2 separate regions of the Homo sapiens genome follow, and region 2 is linked to region 1. The links are chromatin loops, found by intact Hi-C in ENCODE. Cell type or tissue: MCF 10A. All regions are shown on one strand. Links, peaks and the distances in the headings refer to the core of each region. The heading gives the core; the rest is flanking DNA. Region 1 has its middle 9.3 kb from the start of MMAA. Region 2 overlaps LOC105377468 (a long non-coding RNA gene).

Region 1 (11,979 bases), core at 1,946-9,945:
AAAAAAATTCTTTCCTTCTACTTTGAAATTAAAGTCCATTACCAAATATCATTTTAAAAATACATTGTATTTCTTTTTGTCTCATCCTAGGGAAGAGCTGTTGCTTGCTTTTACACCACTACCTTTAGTTATTTTTCTCCTGAATGAGAGGAAAGAAAGCTTGAACATTTGTAGAAAAAACGCAGCAAAAAGAAGAAAAATAGGCAGACTGTAAAATGATGTGGTCACGTTAGCTATATTGCATATACTATTGTTAAGATCATGTGTTTAGAGACATTAACTTAGATTTTGGTAATTATTTTGGAAATTTATAGTATTCAGTTTATGGAGCTTTGTGTAAAATGGAGCATACTTAAGCAACTGAAAACAATGATTAGCTTTTCTAAACTTTGCACATTAAGATCATGGGGCATTTTTAAATGTTAGTTTTTTTCATAACAATTAAAAGTCCTCTTTGCATATTTAACTAAAATATGAAAGTGGGAGACAGACACTGCTAACATGTTGTGCATTTCCTCCAGCATCTAAATAAATAAAGATAGATGTAGATCTAGGAATCACACATTACTAGATTTGATAATGCAAGCAGAAAACCCTCAAATCTTCTGTCTTTCCTATTTTCTACCAAGGCACCTGAAAAGAGATGCCTCTGTCACAATCCCAGCTTCATGTCATGCCTTTGCTGTCATTTCCTCACCTAATCAACCAATTTTCCCTAGACTATTAATGAAATAATGCTTCCTTTCTCCATTTATTTAGGACACCATCTTTCTCATAATTTTTTGTGGTTGGTATTCTGAATCAAGCATTCTTTTTTTTTTTTTTTTTTTGAGATGGAGTTTCGCTCTTGTCACTCAGGCTGGAGTGCAATGGCGCAATCTTGGCTCACTGCAACCTCCGCCTCCCAGGTTCAAGCGATTCTCCTGCCTCAGTCTCCCAAGTAGCTGGGATTACAGGCATGTGCCACCACGCCTGGCTAAGTTTGTTATTTTTTTGTTTTTGTTTTTGTTTTTGAGATGGAATCTGGCTCTGTTGCCCAGGCTGGAGTGCAGTGGTGCAATCTCAGCTCACTGCAAGTGCCACCTCCCAGGTTCACGCCATTCTCCTGCCTCAGCCTCCTGAGTAGCTGGGACTACAGACGCCTGCCACCGTGCCCGGCTAATTTTTTGTATTTTTAGTAGAAACGGGGTTTCACTGTGGTCTCGATCTCCTGACCTCGTGATCCGTCCACCTCGGCCTCCCAAAGTTCTGGGATTACAGGTGTGAGCCACTGCGCCTGGCCCTAAGTTTTGTATTATTAGTAGAGACAAGGTTTCACTATCCTGGCCAGGCTGGTCTTGAACTCCTGACCTCAAGTGATCCTGCCTGCCTCAGCCTTTACCCTTTATTTCCTATTACATATCAGACCCTCCCTTTCAAATCACTTTTCTTCAGTTCAAATTACATCTTTTATCATTTCTTCTTTGAGTTTTGCACTGCTGGTAAACTCTCTTTTTTTGTTGTTTTTTTGTTTGTTTGTTTGTTTGTTTTTGGTCTGAAAATGTCTCTACCCTCATTCTTAAAAAACGATTTTATTGAATATAAGATTTTAAATGGCAGTTATTTTCTTTCAACATATTAAAGATATTTCACCAGCTCCTGGCTTCCAGTGTTTATTGTTGGTCTAAGTGAGGTTCCTTTGAAAATAATCAGTCTTCTCTTTTCCTACGGCTTCTTTTTAAGTGTTAAGTCCTTGCTTTTCTGCAATTCAGTATGTGTCAAGATGTATATTTATTTTTGGTTTCTTTCATTAGTCCTGGAAAATTCTCAGCTATTATCTCTGTTCCATATCTTTCTTTCTCTTCAACTGGAACTCTTATCAGATGTATAATAGATCTTCTTAACCTAAGAAACTCTTAAATGAAGAAGCTCTAAGCTCTGTGTTACATAAACTCTGGTTTATACTTCCTACTTCTTTTTGTCTCTGTATTCTGAATAGTTCTTACCAATCTTCAAATTCACTAATTCTCTTTTCAACTTCTTCTTGTGTGTTGTTAATTCTATCCATTGAGTTTTATATTTCAATTGTTATATTTTTTATTTCTAGAAGTTTGCTTAGTTCTCTTTTAAATATGCTAGGTTTTTAAAAAAATAGTTTCCTATTCCCTGAAAATACTTGGTTTTTCATTTTCAAAGCATAGTCATTTTATTTCCTGTAACTGGAATATTACAATATCTAAATTAATTGTATATTTGTTTCTGCTCTTTGTTGTTTTTTGCTGGGTCTTGTGCATAGTGACTTATTTCCTTGTGGTTCTTGGTTACGTTTGTCTGTGAGTTGCTTTTTGTTTTTCCTTGGAAAATTATTTTTGAGTTGTCTTAGAGGCCTAAAGTCAAGATGCCTTTGCCTCTGACTAGTGCATAGAAACACCATCAGTTTGGAAACAACTTAAAATTATGGTTTAAAGTTTTTTGGACTACCTTGGTGTTGTAAATACTGTGTGAAAAAGCCTGATGCATTCATATGCTCACAACTTTTCAGGGGTGGTTATTTTCCAGCCCTGCTCTGCTTAGAGCCAAGTTAACCTTCCTGGCAGAGGTGGAGCAGGTTCATTTCTGGTTTATCTTTTTTCCTGAGGGAATATCGTTTTGGTATCTTGGCTTTATGGCAGAAGGGCCTCCTTTTAGATCTTCACATTGTTCATCTCAAGTACACACTAGGCTTTGAGTTCTGTTTTCCGTGCTCTACAAGGCCACTGAAACCAAATTCGCTTGGTTTAGCAAATGCTTTTAGGGCAAAAGCAGTTTCAATGCTGTGCTCCTACCTTGGGTCTTTCCTCTTTTTAGGTTTTGCCCTGGAAATGTCTTACTACCTTATCATATCTTTATTGCTTAAAAGGATTCACTTTTCATGTGCTATACAGCATTTTAAGTTATTCTTTCCTTCAGCCGGGAATGTTGGTCTGAATAACCCAGCCTGCCATACAGCTGGAAGTGGAAATCTTCTTTTGTAATTATAAAAGCATATCCAAGTGTTTCTATCCCCCTTTTCATTCCTAATGTATTAGGTATTTGTGGTGTGTGTGTGTGTGTGTGTGTATTTGTGGTGTGTGTGTGTTTGTGGGTCTGTGTCTCTGCGTGTGTGTGTTTCTTAATTAGAAATCTCCAGGGCATTTATCTTTTTTTGAGACAGGGTCTCACTCTGTCATCCAGGCTGGAGTGCAGTGGCACAATCATGGCTCACTGCAGCCTCATCCTCCCAGGCCCAAGCAATCCTCCCACCTCAGCCTCCCAAGTAGCTGGGGGACCACAGGTGCATGCCATCATACCTGGCTAATTTATTTTTATTCTTTTTGTAGAGACAGGGTCTCACTATTTTGCCTAGGCTGATCTCTAACTCCTCGGCTCAAGCAACTTCCCACTTCAGCTTCCCAAAGTGCTGGGATTACAGGCATGAGTCACCGCCCTCTGTCTTCAGGGCATTTTTGTATTATTTTTTCCTTCAAAGACACAACTTTTGGTATACTTATAACTGTAATGGCTTTTATTTAATAATTCTTTAATTTTTGTCTTTATTTTTCTAATTTCCTTTTCCTTAAATAATATATTTTGTTTGAGTTCATCTTCACATGCATCCCATTTGTTTTGTAATTTTATATACTTCTTTTCTAAAGGAGCAATAATTATTGTTTTTATTTCCTTTTTGTCATATAACTTATTTGGGATAATCTCCTTCCCAAATTTCTAAATGATTGCTTTTTTCCCCTTGTTTAATCATTTGTTATTCATTTTTATTGTATTTTATTACTTTTAGAGAATGTGATCTAAGTTTTAGATTATTTTCTAAATACTGAGTTTTTAATGGCCTAATGTTATCAATTTTAGCATATATTCTACAGATCTTTGTCAAAAAGAAATAATCATATTTAGGGTCTAACATTCAAGATATACATGAACATAAATAGGTAGATAGATATTAATCTTTTAAATTATAATCTTGGAATTTTTTTGACTACTTGATTTGTCAGGTCATTAATTCAAATGACACAGTTATAAAATGAGAATCTTTCTTAGGGGTAACATGTCTAAGCAAGTTGTTATCTACACATAAAGATATTTTCCCTTATATTACTTCAGAATATTTAATATTTTCATTAACTAACAATACTTGGCAAAGCATGTGATTAGTGTCTATAACAAGATTGTTTTTTCTCACTGTCAGATTTTAATCCCCTACTTCCCTTTCAACATTGAATACATATAAACTACGCCAGAATGGTCTTTCTATGTCTTCTTTCTCCAGTAAGCAACATGATGACCGTGGGGTTTTTTGGTGTATGTGGAAGGGGAAGGTGGGTTATGTTGTGGACTGGCATCTGTGTCATATTTTGTTCTTACCAACCATACAGTTAGAACAAAATGGGCAAGAGTGTAACCTCTGAGTAGGACTTTGGAAAGTACCCCCCCCCCCAACATCCTTAATCATTATAAGACTTATTTATAGGAGTAAAATAGTTTCTCATATAAAATTTGAAAACAGCATCTGCAATATAATCAGGCAGGAGGAAAATGGTATATTTAATCACATCACTCCAAGGCAACCATTAATAACTAGTTTTGCTTCTTTCCTTCTAATATTTCTTCTAGAATTGTTTTACATAATTGAGACTCTTCTGCTATTATATAATAGGCATTTTCCATTATTAAAAATTATTTAACAGAATCATGTTTAAATGCCTTGACAATATACTATTATTTACTTAATATTTCTTTAATATTAAACTGGCATTTCCAATATCTTTGTATTATTAATTATGCTTTGGTGAATTTGTTTTCTTTCTATCCTTTTTTTTGTTTTGTTTTGAGATAGAGTCTTGCTCAGGCTGGAGTGCAGTGGCGCGATCTCAGCTCACTGCAACCTCCGCCTCCCAGGTTAATGTGATTCTTCTGCCTCAGCCTTCCAAGTAGCTGCGATTACAGGTGCCCACCAGCATGCCTCGCTAATTTTTGTATTTTTGGTAGAGACAGTGTTTCACCATGTTGGCCAGGTTGGTCTCGAACTCCTGACTTCACGTGATCTGCCTGCCTCAGCCTCCCAAAGTGCTGGGATTACAGGCGTGGGCCATAAGTAACACAGTGGATCCCTAACTTTTGGGTGCATCCAAAAGCCCTGAAAGGCCTCATTCCCCAAGTTTCAGGTTCAGTAAAAGTCTGAGCGTGGCCAAATAATTTGTATTTCTAACATTTCAGGTGATGTCAATGCTGCTGGTCCAGGGACCAAACTTGGAGAATCACTGTAATAATGACATGTAAGGATTTGTTTCAATAATTTCTGAAAAGCAATGCTTCTTCCTTCTATTGTTGTTTCCATCTTTGATAATGCAGGGAAAAATAATACTTATTTTAGATTAGAAAAGGAAGTAGTAATGTCTATTAAAGGTTTTTAAAAATCTTTTAGTCATTGGCTTTTGCTAACTCGTTTGCACTGATTGTGGAATCTTACTGGAACCATTTGACCCTGGAGCTACATCACTATACAGCTGGTCTCATTTTTTTTAAGTCACCTGCCCTCATTTAATTCATTTCCTTTGGTGTTTTCCTTCCTGTGGAAAGTCTCTGACATCTGTCCTACATACTTCCTTATGAATACAAAAGCTCATCTTTTTTATTTTTAAGTTTTATGAGTCAATTACTCTTACCCTTTTTGTATTTGTGATGTTTTCATTCCTTATGTTTTCAAAAGACACTCTAGTCTATAATTATTTATGATTGCTCTTTAAAAAAATTTTTAAACATCTTTTACTACATTCTGTTGACATATTTAGGTCTGAGCCTAATGTCAAATACTAGCAGCAGATGACTTCTCACTTCACTGGCACCATCATGTGGTGAAATTGTGCGCTACATCGAAACATTTGCCAACATGGTGCCATTTCATCACATCTTATGTATAGATAACACTGAAATTGGAACTATCATAATAAGTTAGGGAATCTGAAATAATCCTGTTACTTTAGTAAATTCACAGAAAAGTAAGCACCAATGATTAAGTATGTGGACACTGAAGTCAATTACATGAGCTCAAAGCCAGACTTTTATACTATCATGTAACATTTGGGCACATTGGTTAATCTCCCTGAGTCTCAGTTTCCCTGTATGTAAAATGGGATAACAGTAGCATCTATCTCACAGGGATGTTGACAATAGCCATAAAATAGTTTAATAATATCAGCTGCGATTAGTTGTTACCATGCCATCACATTTGATTTTCCCTTTATGTTCATACCAAGAAAAGAAAATCAGACTTCCCCTGTGAGTTTAGAAAATTATACCAAAATGGAATAATTGTTTTCAGAATTATTAGAAGTAACATGAAGTTAAAAACTGTAAAAGATAAAGGTTGAAAAAACATTTAAATAAAAGTCATTTTTTTAAAAAGGCAACTTCTGGAAAGAAAGGTCTATGAACTCTATTTACCAAGTGAAATTTGAAAATTAATCTCATTATATTAAGCATAATCGACAGTCAAAATAAACAATTGTGAAGATGAGTAACTTAAAACCTTTTTAAGGGTCAAAAATACTTTTTAAAATTAAAAGTGATTTATAGTCCCCAATCCTCTCAATGATCTATTGAAAGAGAAATGTTTAATTTTATAAATCCTTGAAAGAGATACATGTGGGACAGATCTGTATGTTGGAAATCTTTCTATTAAAAAATAAATTATTTTATCACGATAATAGTGAGAGTAGAAGAAAGCATGCAGGGTTGCTGTGATTTGAATGTGTTCCCCAAAGTTAATGTGTTGGAGGCTTCATTTCCAATGCAATGGTGTTGAGAAGTGAAACTTTTGAGAGGTGACTGGGTCCTGAGGGCTCTACTCTCATTAAGGGATGAATGGAGCCATTATTGCAGGAGTGCATAATTGTCATGGGAGTGGAGTTCCTGATAAAAGGATAAGTTCAGCCCCCTTCCCTACTCTTTTCCCTTGCCTACTCTTTCCCTCTCTTGCCCTCCAAGCCTTCCACCATGGAATGATGGAGCAAGAAGGCCTCACCAGGTGTGGGACCCTTGATTCTGGACTTCCCAGCCTCCAGAACTGTAAGGAATAATTTCTCTTCTTTATAAATTACCTAGTCTGTGGCATTCTGTTATAGAAGCACAAAACAGACTAAGACATAAAATTGGTGTTGAGGAGTGGGGCTGTTGCTACAACAAATACCTGAAAATGTAGATGTGGCTTTGGAACTGGGTAACAAATAGAGGCTGGAAGAATTTGGAGGAGCAAATAGAAAAGCCTCGACTGCTGTGAATGGAGCACTGGGCAATTCTGGTGAGAAGACAAGAACTGTGAGGAGAGCCTAATCTTCTTAAGGATTACTTAAGTGGTCATGACCAGAAGGCTGGTAGAAATATGGACAGTAGAGGCCATTCTGATGAAGTCTCAGATGGAAATAAGAAACAATGCATTGGAAACTGGATTAAAAGCTATCCGTGTTTTGCAGAAAATTGTGATGGAACTGTGTCCATTTCCTAGGACTTTGTGGAAGGCAGAACTTAAAAGAGATGAACTAAAATATCTGGTGGAAGAAGTTTCTAAGCAGCAAATTATTGAAGGAGTTGCATGGATATGTTTAACTGTATACAGCAAAATAAGATAAAATGTAAGATATGAAAGCTACACACACACACACACACACAGAGAGAGAGAGAGAGAGAGAGAGAGGGAGAGAGAGAGAGGTGATTTAGAATTTATACCGAAAGGGAAGCAGAGCAGAAAGATTAGGAAAATTTGCAGCCTGGGCATGGAGAGTGTGTTGTCCAAAACACCACCAGAATGCCTAAATGGTAGAAAGGAGAGCTTTATTGGCAATATCAGTTTGCAAACTGAGAAGAATCAATGGCATGTGCTGAAGGTGCTCTTTTTTGAAGATGAAAAGGGCAGGTTGGCCCTTATGCCTCAAAGGGCTTGTGCAGTCATACATATTCGGCAGGTTTGGGGAAAAGCTATACATATTTATGTGGAGAGTTGAGTGCATGTGCAATAGGCAGGCATATATAATGTATAACCCATGTTCACTTTGGGGTGGGGTTTTGGCATTAAAATGGGGTGAAATTTGGCTCCATGTTAAAAGGTGAACTGTAGGATACGAAGACTGTGCACAGTCTCTATAAGCTTGCTGAAACTTGCTTAAGGTCTATACTTACTCATTAGGAAAGTGTGTTTATAAGGTAGGTCTTCTGTCCAATCAGAGTTGAAGTGGTCTGAGTTGTAAATCAGAGTTTATGAGGGCTCTTGATAATTTACATGAAAGCTCCTATTGTTAGGGAGTTTAATAAGAGTGTGTTTATTCTTATAGCCATAGGAATTTAGAAGTTATCATGTCAGCTGAGCACTGAACCCTCAAAGAAAAGTATCTGTTTCTTTAAACTTGGGGTCTGTCTTAGTTGATAAAGGGGCATCTCTTTTGGTTTCTCAGGTCACAAGTAAAATAGTGTCTTTAGGACAGCAAACCGAGGATATGGCCAAGCCACTATTTGCTAAAGAGGTTAGTATGGCTAGCAGGAAACCAGGTGATATTCATCAAGACCATGGAGAATGACCTGAAAGGAATTTCAGACATCTTTGAGGCTCCCTTCCATCACAGGCCCAGAGCTCTAGAACAGAATGGTTTGGGGGGACAACCCACAGTGCCCTCCGTGGGCTTGCTGCCCAGGGCGACTTCCAGACTCTGCTCCCTGTATGCCAGTGCTGTAATCCTGTCACCCCAGCAGTGGTTCAAGCAGGCCTGGCTGTGGCTCAGGTTGCCATTCCAGAGGACACAAGCGGTAAGCCTTGGTGGCATCATGTGGTGCTGATTCTGCAGATGTGTAGAATCCAAGAGCTGTGGGGACATGGTGACTTCCACCTAGATTTCAAAGAATGTGGACAGCCCAGTAGGTCAATGCCTAGTGGTCTTGAGAGTGGGGCAGCTCCCAAGACCACAAAACTGTAGGGCTACCAGCATGCAACTCCAACCTGGGAAAGCTGGAGGCATGAAATTTCTATCTGAGCACTGCTGGGTAGACAGTCCACCAAAGCGGTAGGAATGGAGCTGCCCGAGGCCTTAGGGACCCTGCCCCATCCTGGTGTGCCCAGGATGTGGGATATGGAGTCAAAAGAGATTATTCTCCAGCTTTAAAACTCATTTTTCTTATTGGATTTTAGACTTGCTTGGGTCCTGTTACTTTCTTCTTGCCTATTTTTCCCTTTTGGAATGGGAATGTCTATCCTATGCTGTCACAACATATATATATATTTGGAAGTAGATAACTTGTTAAATTTCACAGGTTCACAACTGGAAAGGAATTTGCCTCAGGGTGAATTGTGCCTTGAATCTCACCCATACATGATTTACATGAGACTTCGGTCTTTGGACTTTTGGACTGATGTAGAACAAGACTTTTGGGACAATTGGGATAGAATGAATGTATTTTGCATGGTGAGAAGTCATAAAGTTTGAAGACTAGGGGTGGAATGCTGTGGTTTGAATGTGTCCTCTGAAATTCACGTTAGAGGCTTGATCCCCAATGCAACAGTGTTGAGAGGTGATTAGGTAATGAGGCCTCTGCCCACATAAACTGATTAATGCCACTTCACAGGAATGAGTTGGTTGTCACAGGAGTGAGTTCCGCATAAAAGGATGAAGCCAGTCCCCTCCCCACCCACCCCTCTTCCCCTCTCTTGCCCTTCCGTTTTCTGCCATGGAATGACACAGCATTAAGTCCCTCACCAGAAGTGAGCCCCTCAACCTTGCACTTCTCAGCCCCCAGAACTCTAAGAAGTAAATGTTTATTTTAATCTTTATAAATTACGCCGTCTCAGGTATTCTGTTACAGCAGCACAAAATGGACTATTTCCCCCAACCCCTTCAACACCATGTATAATCATTAAATAGAATGAGTAATCTTGCCAGAACCACAATCTTACATTCAGTTTCCAAACTGTAGTTTCCCCCAGATAGTTAGCATTGTTCAATGAATTTTTGTTATGCCATTATGCAAATGTAGTCTATGTTCATTATCTCTGTACTTATTAAATTCATCAAAAGCTGTCCAGGAACAGATTTTCTGTTTTGTCAACTACACCCATAATCTTGTTCCCAGATTTTTCATCAGTATTTTCAGACTGTGAGGGAAGGAAAGCAAGAAATGGGAACAATTTCATGAATTTTAAATATGCTGTAACTCTGTTTTAGTACAATAAAATATATAACCGCCGTCTGCAGTTGCTTCCAGCATACCCCAATCTCAGGGCAGTGCCAGGTTAGTGCAGTTGGTTAGAATGTGGCAATATGTCCATAATTATTTCCCATGTGAATCAATTGGCTTGGCTGTGCAGAGAAGAATGTCTTCAGTGTCAATCTGAACTTTTGAGGCCAGCAGTCTGGAAAATCTGTGCCTTTGATTATTGAGATTTGGAGATTTCCAAAGAACTATTATTGACTGCTAATTCCATTGTGGTTGGAGAACAATACTTTGTATGATTTTCATCCTTATAAATTGAGACTTATAACCCAGAATATGGTCTTTCTTGGCACATGTTCAGTATGCATAAATATGGCACATCTCTCCATTTATTTAGCTCTTTCATTTAAGCAATGTTTTGTCACTTTAGGGTACAGCTCTTGCATGTCTTTCATTAAACGTATTCCTAGGTATTTATAATACAGATGCTCCTCAACTTATGATGAGGTTATGTCTGAATAAACCCATCCTAAATGGAAAATACTGTAAATTGTAGGGGGGTTTTCAACTTAATATTTTCAACTTATGATGGGTTTATCTGAATGTAACCCCATTGTAACCTGAGGAGCATTCTGAATGTCTATCACTTTCACATCATTATAAAGTAAAAAAAAATCGTAAGTGAAACCCTCATAAGTCAGGGATCATCTGTACTATTATAAATGGCATATTTTAACATGTCATTTTCCAATTGCTGCTTACTAGTATATAAAGTATTTTTTTAATATATACTGAGCTTTTACCCCATGACTTCAACATCCAGTAGACGTTGAAGATTTTCCACATGTACAGTCTACAAAAACAATTTATTTAGTAGCTTTGAAAAACAGATTTTCTACATAGACCACTGTGAATAGACAGTTTTGCACTTTTGTAATATTTATCTTTTATTATTTTAATTATTTATTGTACTGTCTAGAATTTCTGATACAAAGCTGAATAGAAGTGATGAGAGCCGACAGCTTTACCTTGTTCCCAATCTTAGGATTGGATATTTCACCATTAAGCATAATAGCTATTGATCTTTCATAGATGTCCTTTATAAAGTTCTCTTTTATTTCTAGTTTTGTGATTGTTGTCATCATGAGTTAGCAATAAAATATGTCAAATGCTTTTTCCGCCATTATTAAGATTTTCTCCTTTATTAATGTTGTAAATTATTGTTGATTAATGTTGGGCAAATCTTGCATTCTGGATAAACTGCAATTGGCGATTTTATTTTATTTTTTTCTGGGTTCAATTTGCCAGTATTTTCTATAGGAATTTTGCATCTGTATTAGTGAGTAATATTAATTTGTGTTTTTTTTCCCTCTAATGTCTGTTAGATTTTTCCGAAGGTTCTGCTGTTATTCCTTCCTCCTCTATTCTCTGAGTTTACATAAAATTGACATTGTGTGTTCTTTAAATGCTGGATAGAATTCACTAACGTGGATGGTTTTCTTTGTATTTTTAAATTGCGAATTCAAATTCTGTACCAGATGTACAAATACTCAGATTTTCTATTTATTCTTCAGTGTTTTGATAAGTTTTTTTTTTTTTTTTCAAAAAACTTTTTTTCTTGAGACAGAGTCTCGCTGTCATCCAGGCTGGAGTGCAGTGGTGCAATCTCAACTCACTACAACTTCTGCCTCCTAGGTTCAAGTGATTCTCCTGCCTCTGCCTACCAAGTAGCTGGGATTACAGGTGCGTGCCATCATGCCCAGCTAATTTTTG
Region 2 (9,816 bases), core at 44-8,043, 440 kb after region 1:
TGGCTTCCCTTGGCTAGGAAAGGGAAATCCCCCAGATCCTTGCGCTTCCCAGGTGAGGCAATGTCCTGCGCTGCTTTGGCTTGCCCTCCGTGGGCTGCACCCACTGTCCAACCAGTCCCAATGAGATGAACCAGCTACCTCAGTTGGAAATGCAGCAATCACCTCTTCTGCGTCAATCACGGTGGGAGCTGCAAACCTGAGCTGTTCCTATTCAGCCATCTTGGAATGGACCTCACAAATAGCACACACTTGCAAAAATTTTCAGCTTGGAAGTATTAATGTCCTTTGGTCTCTCCTTCTACATCCCTCCCCCAAAAAACCCACTACCCAAGATTAACCATGTGCATCCATTTGCCATTGGTGCTATAATAAATTACCACAAACTTGGTGGCTTAAAAAACAACACACACAACAAATTATTTAGTCCTAGAGGTCAGAAATCAGAAATGGGTCTCACTGGGCAAAACTCAAGGTACTGGCAGAAATGAGTTCCCTTCTAGGGGCTCTAAGGCAGAATCTGTTTCCTTGCCTTTTCTAGCCCCTACAGTTGCCTGCATTCCTCTGCTTGTGGCTTCCTTCCATCTTCAAACCTGGTAATGGCAGTCAAATCTTTCTCCTACTATACCACCCTGAAACTGACTCTTCTGCCTCTCTTTTTCACTTACAGGGACGCTTGTCATTACATTGAGCCCAGCTGAATAATCTACGCTGAGCTGCCCATCTCAAGATTCTTAGTTTAACCATATCCACAAAGTTCCTTTTGCCATGTAAGGTAACATATCTAAAGATTCTAGAGATTAAGATGTGGACATATTTGAGGGGGCATTATTCTGCTTATCACACCAGCATTACATGTTTGGTGAGTATCTATGAGGAAGACTTTTTAGTATATATTCAGTTATATTTGCAATTTAACATGTTTTGTCTAGCTACTTGGGAGTCTGAGGCAGGAGGATCTCTTGAGGCCAGGAGTTTGAAGCTGTAGTGTGTTATGGTCATGTCTGTGAATAGCCACTGCACTCCAGCTTGAGCAACATAATGAGTATCTGTCTCCAAAAAAAATTGTCTAAATAATGTTTTAAAATAATCAAAATGAGATTTTATACTATTCTGCTGCTTGTTTGTTTTTACTTAGCAGTATATAATGCATAGCTTTCCACATTGGACAAGATAAATCTAGTAAGGTAATATTTTAAAGAAAGGCTTTCTTCTGAAATTTTGAGAAAAAAATTTTTTTTTTCTGAAAAAAAATAATAAGGGGGGAAAAAAGAAACCAGGAATCCTGCCTTAGGCTAAATGAAGTGAAAAATGAAAGTGTGGGGCCGGGCACGGTGGCTCACATCTGTAAACCCAGTGCCTTGGGAGGCCAAGGCAGGAGAATCACTTGAGGTCAGGAGGTCGAGACCAGCCTTGCCAACATGGTGAAACCTTGTCTCTACTAAAAATACAAAAATTAGCCAGGCATGTTGGTGGGTGCCTGTAATCCCAGCTACTTGGGAGGCTGATGCAGGAGAATCGCTTGAACCTGGGAGGCGGAGGTTGCAGATTGTGCCATTGGACTCCAGCCTGGAGGACAAGAGCAAAACTCCATCTCAAAAAAAAAAAAAAAAGAGAAAAAAAAGAAAAGAAAAGAGAAACGAAAGTGGGAAGTTCAAGAGAAGTAGTCTCAGCTCTTTGCATATTGCAGGTGAATGTCATATTTTAGGAAGCGGTTAATATCCAGTTATGTTCTGCTTAGCTCTAGTGAAAATAATCTCATATGCTCACTGTAGTGGGCATTTGTGGTTATTTTACTGCTTAGTGTCTATTCCCCTTACCAACAGCATCCGATTTCCCTTAGAGCATTACACTCCCCAGTGGATAACCTTTTTGGGTGTGCCCTGCACCTCCTAGTGAAGAGGGGCCACGTGACCCAAGCTAGGCCAATCACATATTGCCTCTTTTAAACCTAAAATTTGGAGAAGATGACAAATAAATAACAGTTGACATTTCTACATCCTCGAAATGGTTCTAAAATGATTTTTAAAAGGGTAAGTAGTTAGCAAAATATAAAATAAAACCCTTAAAACCAACATTGAGCCCTGTCTTCAGAATTGTAACTAAAAATAGTTTTAAGAATTGTTGGTTGGGTGCAGTGCCTCATGCCTGTAATCCCAGTACTTTGGGAGGCCAAGGTGGGCAGATCGCTTGAGCCCAGGAGTTCAAGACCAGCCTCGGCAATGTAGTGAAACCCCATCTTACAGAAAATACGAAAAACAAAAATAAGCTGGGCCTGGCGGTGCGTGCCTGCAGTTCCAGCTACTCGGGAGGCTGAGGTGGGAGAATCACTTGAGCCCAGGAGGCTGAGGTTGCAGTGAGTGGAGATTGCACCACTGCACTACAGCCTGGGCAACAGAGTGAGACTCTGTCTTCAAAAAAACAAACAAACAAAAAAAAGAATTGTCAGTCTGCAGCATAATAGATAAGAGCTATTTTGTTGAGATCTCTCGTTTTTATCATTGGGTAAAAAGGTGAGTGTACCCAGGGAATCACTTAGGCAATCCCAATTCGTCTCGACATTGGTAACCTGACATTACAATTTGGGAAGCTACAGTCGTTATTGCACCTGAGCCATGGTGCGCACCTACCCCTGTACTCTGTAGCCAGACCAGCTGAGTTGAACGGCTTTAGTCAATATCTGAGCTGGGTGAGGCTGGGCAAAAGAGCAATAGGTGAAAACAATCCCAGCAAGATGCCCTCTCTTCCTTAGAAATCAATTACTGAGATATCAAAAAGGAAAAGCAATAGAATGCTTTGCCTAATTAAGCAGTTGAGTTTGTAAGTATTTGATAAAACAGCAAAAGTAAATGCAGCACATATATCAGAGCTCTTGGTTGTAAACAGTGGAAACCCAAGGTGGCTTACTTTGAGCTCCATGGAGGAATACGGGGAGAGATACAATAGGTGCTCCCAGAAAGCTTGTGAAGGGAACAACCAAACCCCAGAAGACAGGGTGCACAGAGTTGGGCAGTGGGATTCTCCAACTCTAGAACTGAGGACCTTACACTTGGTATCACCTGTCCCTACAATTTGGCTTCATTCTTCTATACCAGCTGTCTCCATGGGGTGGAGTTACATGGCTGCTTCCAGACATCATCATTAACAAAGAAAGCTCTTCTTCCTTGTGGAGCTCCACTTCAGAATCCTGGTGAAGGCCTCTGATTGGTTTACCTTTCATAGCCTCTTAGAATAATCACTAAAGACAGTGCATGATGCATGGTAATTAACCACATTCCTGCCCTTTGACTGGAACAGAGAGATCAGGGGTCCATAATTAGAAGTTCACACTAGAACCATGTGATTGAAATGGAGAAAGGTAGACAAAAACAATCCATGTTCAACAAAGCCTGTATATGGAGTCAAATATGCCATATTTGGGTATTTATAAACCTATGGGAAGAAAGAATCTGGGTATCATTTGATTTCACAAACTAACATCCCATCAAAAGTGAAAACAAAACAGGATTTATTCAACAAATATTTATATGGCTTAAAATGAGCAAAGCTTGTTTATTTCTGATTTTTGATCACTCATTGGCTTTTTCAGGATGCCGCTGATATTTTTGTCTCTGTGAATGTGGAGGTCTTTCTAAATTTGTCTTAGTAATAACCCTCCTGGAGGGTTTCCTAATATATGCAGGAGATAAAGAAAGAATTACTATATACTTGCCCCCAGCGTGGATTTCTTCATAAGCTGCATTCCAAAGGGAATACTGCATGCATTACCAAAGTTAAAATGCATGAGTCTGTAGAGCTACACTTTGAAAATATTTAAAATGCTAAAAGATGTGTGCATGTATGTCTGAATATGTCTGAATGCAAATGTGTGTGTATGTGTATTTGTGTATGTGAAAACTCTGTTGTAAAATGAAAAACTGAGGGTTGAGTAACCTGGATAGTTCAACAACTTTTAAAGAAAAAAAGAAATACCTCTTAAATTTGACTCATGACGTTTATTTTGCCTGCATGGTGAAAATGTTGATTTCATTAGTCATAGTAGTTGGCCAATGACAGCTATTTCAATATAATCCTTGGATAGTTGACAGCCTTACCAACCATTTCTACAGTTATGAAAATATTCCTCTTCATAATGTGTTAGGAGGTATTACTGCATTTTTTAAAAGTTCAATTTCTTCATTTTTCTTAAACTAGTGAAAATAACTTTTTAAAATTGGTTTTCACATTTTTGCTGCAGTTATCACTATAAATATGTATTATTTTGGCCTATCAGCAGATATCATATTACTTTTGTCAAGAAAATTACCAGTAATACTTGTAGCAAATAAGACATAAATGTAGATAGGCAAACTTACCATCTTTGTTTGGGTTCCCCAGAATGCAGAGTGAGATAAAGATTTGATTACAGATAGTTTATTTGGTGATCCCAGGAACTTCACGGAATGGAGTGGGGAAAGGGAGAGAAAGAAAGGAGAAAAGTAAAAAGGGGGTGCCTTAATAAGTAGGTTCCATTTTTCCTAAGCAACTGGGGCCTACTTCCTCTGGGGAGCCTCTGAGAAACCAGAAAGAATGTATCTCAGAAGGAATTCACTCTTCTGACTCTTGAACCTCGTTGATTAAAGTTGACCTTGGAGGCATTATGCCCTTAGCACTTGCAGGCTACTCGCACTGTGAGCTGAGAAGGGCCTCAGCAGAGAAGCAGAGAGTTATGGCACTCGTGGTAGGAAGATGGCAGTGTGTATAGACATGTTTGCAAGCTGCCGGGGAGCTAACAGGTGAGCCGGGGAACATGGGCAGTGTATCATTAGTGACTACCATGTTCATTCCTTGCTCTCAGCAGATCCTCTCATGCCCACCCTTAGTTTGCTCTGTTACTGACATTTCAGAGTTGTAGCTGGCTGCAATCTCCAAAAATGACTGAAAATAGAAGAATATGTGGAACAAGTCACAATCTTCACTGCTGCAGCTGGTCCCAAGGCTATAATCTATACTCATCATCTCTCTCCAATTCCACTTCTTCTAGATTTCCCGAATCCTTGGCTAGCACTTCCACTAGTCATCATTGCTTGCTCAGTGTATGACCAGACCTTCATCTCTGAGTGGCTGGGCCTTGATTACCTTGCCCTTGTGAGGACATGGCTACTTCAATTGCTTCTCTGCTATTATCGCCAGACAAAGAAGCACTAAGGGGGGCCTGAGTGATTCCCCCAAGTTCTAGACATCTTCCTCCCTGGGCCCATTATGTAGCAGCAACTCCGACTCTTCAAGATAATCAGTCAGGTGTCCCTGCCAGTATAGTACTCCCATTTTTGCCTGCTGACCTGTCAGTATGGAGATGCCCAAATCCTCAGATGGCACTGCATTGATGCAGTGGAACACTTACTGTCTCCGTCTGTACACACACCTTGAGACCAAGGCTTTTAATCAGGAAGAGCCTAAAGTTGTAAGAATTAAAAACATAATTTCCACTAATGGGTGAAAGGGAGTGTGTTTAAGTCAGTCCTACTTGTATCCTTTAATTATCATTCCTGTGTATTCCAAATGCTGGGAAAACAGCACAGTGATTGCATATAGTGATCACTGGTTCAACAAATATGCTGTATCCTCGAGGACAATGACCTAGCCATGCAAGGTGCAATTCCTAAGCCAATGCCTTTTTAAGTCTTTAAAAGGCTATTCAGATACTCTCTCAGACCCCCGCAAAGTCAATAGTCTTCTGATACAATAGATCAGAGCATTATTCTCATGGGTAGTATTTATTATTGTTATTTTTTTGCCTCAGGAATTCAAAGCAGCTCACCAAGTGCTGTGCCTCTGTCTTAGTGGTAGGAAATGTAAAGTATTCTTTTGAGTAGGGTGTCTCAACATACCCCTGGATCTTTGGGCCCCTAAAATATTCCCTGATGTGGCAGACTTCCAAAACTTTGTAGGGCTTATCTCTCATTCCTTCAGCATGAAGTATTTAAAACCAGTATACTTGCTCCTTCCTAAAAACCAAGTTCAATTATTATTCTGTCATTAATATAATGGGCCAGGATGATGTTCTATAGAATGTGAAGATGATCAAGGTCACTGAAGACTATATTGTAACAGAAATGAGGATCATTGAACAAATTCCTAGGGCCAGGTAGTGAATGATAAAGAGAATGCATTCAACAAAAACAACAATCTTTGGCACTTAACGTGAGACTATTGAAAAAGTGGTTTGCATTCACAAGAGAAAGACAGAAGTGCACATTCACTATCAATATGAAGGATCTTGCTAAAGCAACCAGCTTACTTGCTCTTCATGTGGCTTTGCTTTCTTCCAGCATGGCAGCCTCAAGGTAGGTGGTCTTGTTATTTAGTAGCTCAATCTCACAGAGGCATATGTCCCCAGGAACAAGGCAGAAGCTGCATCACCTTTTATGACTCAGCTGTAAGAATCACACAGTGTCACTTCTGTACATTACAGGTCAAAGCAAGTAAAGTCCAGCTTAGATTCAAGGGCATTGAAATTAGGTTTCATCTCTTGGTAGAGGAGTGACAAGATTGCATTGTAGAAGAGCATTTGGGATGAGAGACATGGTTGCAGCCTTCTTTAGAAAATACAATCTGTCATATCTCTCACAGCAAGAAATGTGCTACCCTGCTCAGGGCATGCTGAGACTTGTTTCCAGTTTTTGGAATAGAGGCAATGAGGGCAGGAAGTAGCAGACCTTGAAGTAATCTTGGAGGTGTCTGCTTCAGAGGAGGACTGTGTAGAGTCTCTAGGCAAAGGGAAGCTGTTCTGTTCAAGTAACAGGGTGCAGGATACTCCTGCTAGCCTGGGTTGTTCAGGGAATCTAGGGGTTCAAGGTTATCTAGCACATCTATCCAGATGCCTGCCTGCATCCCAGTAGTTTTTAAGGACCATTTCCTTCCTCTAGGGCTTTGACTTTTGCATGAGAGGCCTGCCTGGACTGTGTCTTCAGTCTGCTCTGTAGTTCAATTCCTCTTGCAGTGAACCCCTGAATGTCATTTTTTTAGAACAGCCTGCCCTCTGGTTGCAGGAAATGGGGGTCTCTTCAGATTCTCCCAAGGAGACCTTCTGGCTTTCATTGCTATGCTCTGAATGGGTAGTTGGATGTTGTAAACCTATCTTTCTTTTTTCCCAATTCTTCTAGGGGAGTTAACAAGAACAAGACAACTCTTCAATTCCTGTGATTATCACAGCCCTATATCTTTCAGGAGTTAGCACTATTGCATAAGGTTAGCGTCTCCTTTCATTTTTACCTCATCCAAGTACACCATGGGTCAATTGTGGGTAATGAAATTCTTCAAAGTGCCAGGGTTTGTCACCACCTTACTCACCACCATTAATGGGGTTTTTGTTGCCTCCATACCATTGATAATATACTTTCTGTAGTCACTTCCAGTACCTATTATCTTAGTTTGAGTTCCTCCCAAATGAGACCTTGAGACAAAGCTTTGGATACAGGAGTTTATCTTGGAGAGTATCCCAGGTAGAACAAGTGAGTGAGTGTGCAAATTGAGAGGGGTGAAATGAAAATTGAGTTGGTGAATGAGTTTTTACTGTGGGCAACTTTGGTTCAATCCCATTTGGGACCTCTGAGGAACCAACCAGAATGCCTTATAATAGTCCCACCAAGGTATGGGACAGTTGCTATTAATCCACTGATCCTCATTCTTCATGGGTTGAGGGGTTTTCAGTCCCCAGCAGTTCCAGGATACCTTGTGAGTGTCGGGCAAGCTCTTGGTGTACTGGAGGAAATCCTCGGAGAAGCAGAATGAGGCAAGTGCTTGATAGGGGAAGACATCAGCATCCTTAGGAAGTGTTCACTGCAGCTGCAGGTCAACTCAGAGTCAAAGGGACATGAGGAAGGGCATCAAGATAGTCTACTACCTACTCCTCAGTAATTCACATGAAAAAATCAAGAGGCACTCCCTGTTAAACATTGTAGACTGAACACATGCGTTTATCACAACTCCATCCTGAAGCCTCTCTGAAATGACTGAAAAGGAATAAAAACAATCTTATAAAACCTGGAAGGATAAAGAGAACAGAAGAGGCAACAGCAGACAAGAGCTAGCAACAAAATGTTGGAAGACAGAAGGCAGACGGGTGAGTGGTAACGAAGTTAACAGAGCAGCAAGAAAGTTTGCTTTGCTGTGGAAAATATCAAAAAGCAAATGAATACCTACTGTACAACCCTGGAAAGGCTCAGAAACTGGAAATTGTTGTTACTTCTGTAGAAAGGGATGCAGGCTGGGGCTGAAAAAAAATGGGATTGGAGATGACCCCTCAGAATCCTTCTCCTCTTCTGTACACCAACCAGCCCAGCAGGCAACTGGTTTAATTTCTAGGGAAATAGAGCCAGGGATTTTCAGACCCAATGATACCATGTTTTGTAGAGGATAGGAGTAAGGCTGAAAAAGGATGATCAAGGTCAAGTCTACATGCCATATACTAATTAGTGAGACTCCCACCCTTTTTCCCTCACTTGCAGTTAGGGCACTGGCAACTAGATTTATATTCCCTAGGCAGGGAATTGGAAGAGTCCCCTTTGACAAAACCAACTGATTGGAGAAAAGACTTATATACTGACATTTTTAAGTCTCCCAGTGAAATGACCAGGTGCCTGACTGATTGCTCTCCAGTAAACAGTAGCAATTGACAAACACTGCAAATACACACAAAGCTTCCCATTTGCTTTTTAAGTGCCTCACTCTTAAGTGTGAACAATCAAGTATCACCAGACATGTGAGGAAAGTCTCCAACATAAAATATTAAAGATTAAAATAAACAAATAAATGAATAAAGGCAACTTGGAGTAACAAAAAGTGCAGTGAAAAGAACACTTAAACATATTATTGACCTCAAAAAAAAGATAAAATGTTACATCTGCAAAATAAGAATGTGTGGTTACATGAAAAAAGGAGTATGTAGAGCATAAGAAATCATTCTTGGTAAATGAAAATAGGGTAACAGAAATAACAGATTCAATAAAAGGGCTGGAAGGTAAGTCTTCAAGAAACTAAGTAAAAAGACAAAGGGATGGAAAAATGGAAGAGTCAAGTAAATCAGGTAATTGAACTAGGAGACCATCATTTACTAACAGGACTTTAAGAAAGACAAAATGTAGAAAACAGAGGGGAGAAATTATAAAAGAAAGGATTTTAAAACTTCCCTAGAACAGAAGGATAAGATTCTCCAGATTCATAGGCTCACGAGAACAAGTTCAACGAGCGAAAACTCCAAGCTTACCCTCACTCTCTCCAATATGCCCTTGTAGATGCTGTCATGGAATTTCTGCCAACTGAACATGCTCTCAGTGCCTTGACTTCTTTTTCTTCAATTATATAATTAATTTCCATCATTTCTTCAGCCAACTTCTTTCTTCCCATTGCTTAGATCCTAGAACTTATCATTACCAATGACTGCACTGATATTAACTTGATAATCTCAACTTCAAGCTTCCCACTTTCTGACCATAACCACTGATTTTTCCTGTTAGGTTGGTGCAAAAGTAAGGGCAAAACAAACAAACAAACAAAAAACCAAACAAACAAGAAAATTACTTTTGCACCAACCTAATAGTTTATTCCCACTAACATCCCAATTCCTAAAATATTTCTGGTCCTTTGGGACTGAAAATTAGTTAATCTGATGCCACCACCTTTTCACTGTCCCGCACTCACCTCGCGTCCTTACCCTGTGTAGATTCTACAGTCCATCAGTATAAATTCCCTTGCATACACTTTCAACTCTCTTGCCCTTCTCTCCTTTCATTGTATTTTCTTGAAAAGGACCCAGTCCTGGCTTAATTCAATTCCCCA

The links. Hi-C counts contacts between places; a loop is a spot of excess contacts. Peaks named below come from ENCODE experiments on the same cell type or tissue, not always from the same donor. Only the 100,000 strongest peaks of a DNase experiment are listed, where the experiment ranks them.
Region 2: it touches region 1 in a loop (2.6-fold over the local background); 2 of 110 quality-filtered maps call a loop at or near these places.

The regions. Positions count from the first base shown.
Region 1 is chr4:145,604,140-145,616,118 of GRCh38, forward strand. No RefSeq gene overlaps it. Among named protein-coding and RNA genes, the nearest start is that of MMAA, 9.3 kb to the right of the region's middle. In MCF 10A, for the core only: a CTCF peak has its summit at 5,858 (motif pointing left); a DNase peak (open chromatin) is centred at 5,872.
Region 2 is chr4:146,048,210-146,058,025 of GRCh38, forward strand. It overlaps LOC105377468 (a long non-coding RNA gene), which reads right to left. Exons shown (of 4, transcript NR_188432.1): 3 at 9,245-9,400; 4 at 6,193-7,991. Among named protein-coding and RNA genes, the nearest start is that of LINC01095, 69 kb to the right of the region's middle. RefSeq lists enhancers at 6,012-7,211, 6,549-6,798. In MCF 10A, for the core only: no CTCF peak of the experiment used is centred there; DNase peaks (open chromatin) are centred at 3,732, 4,032 and 6,652.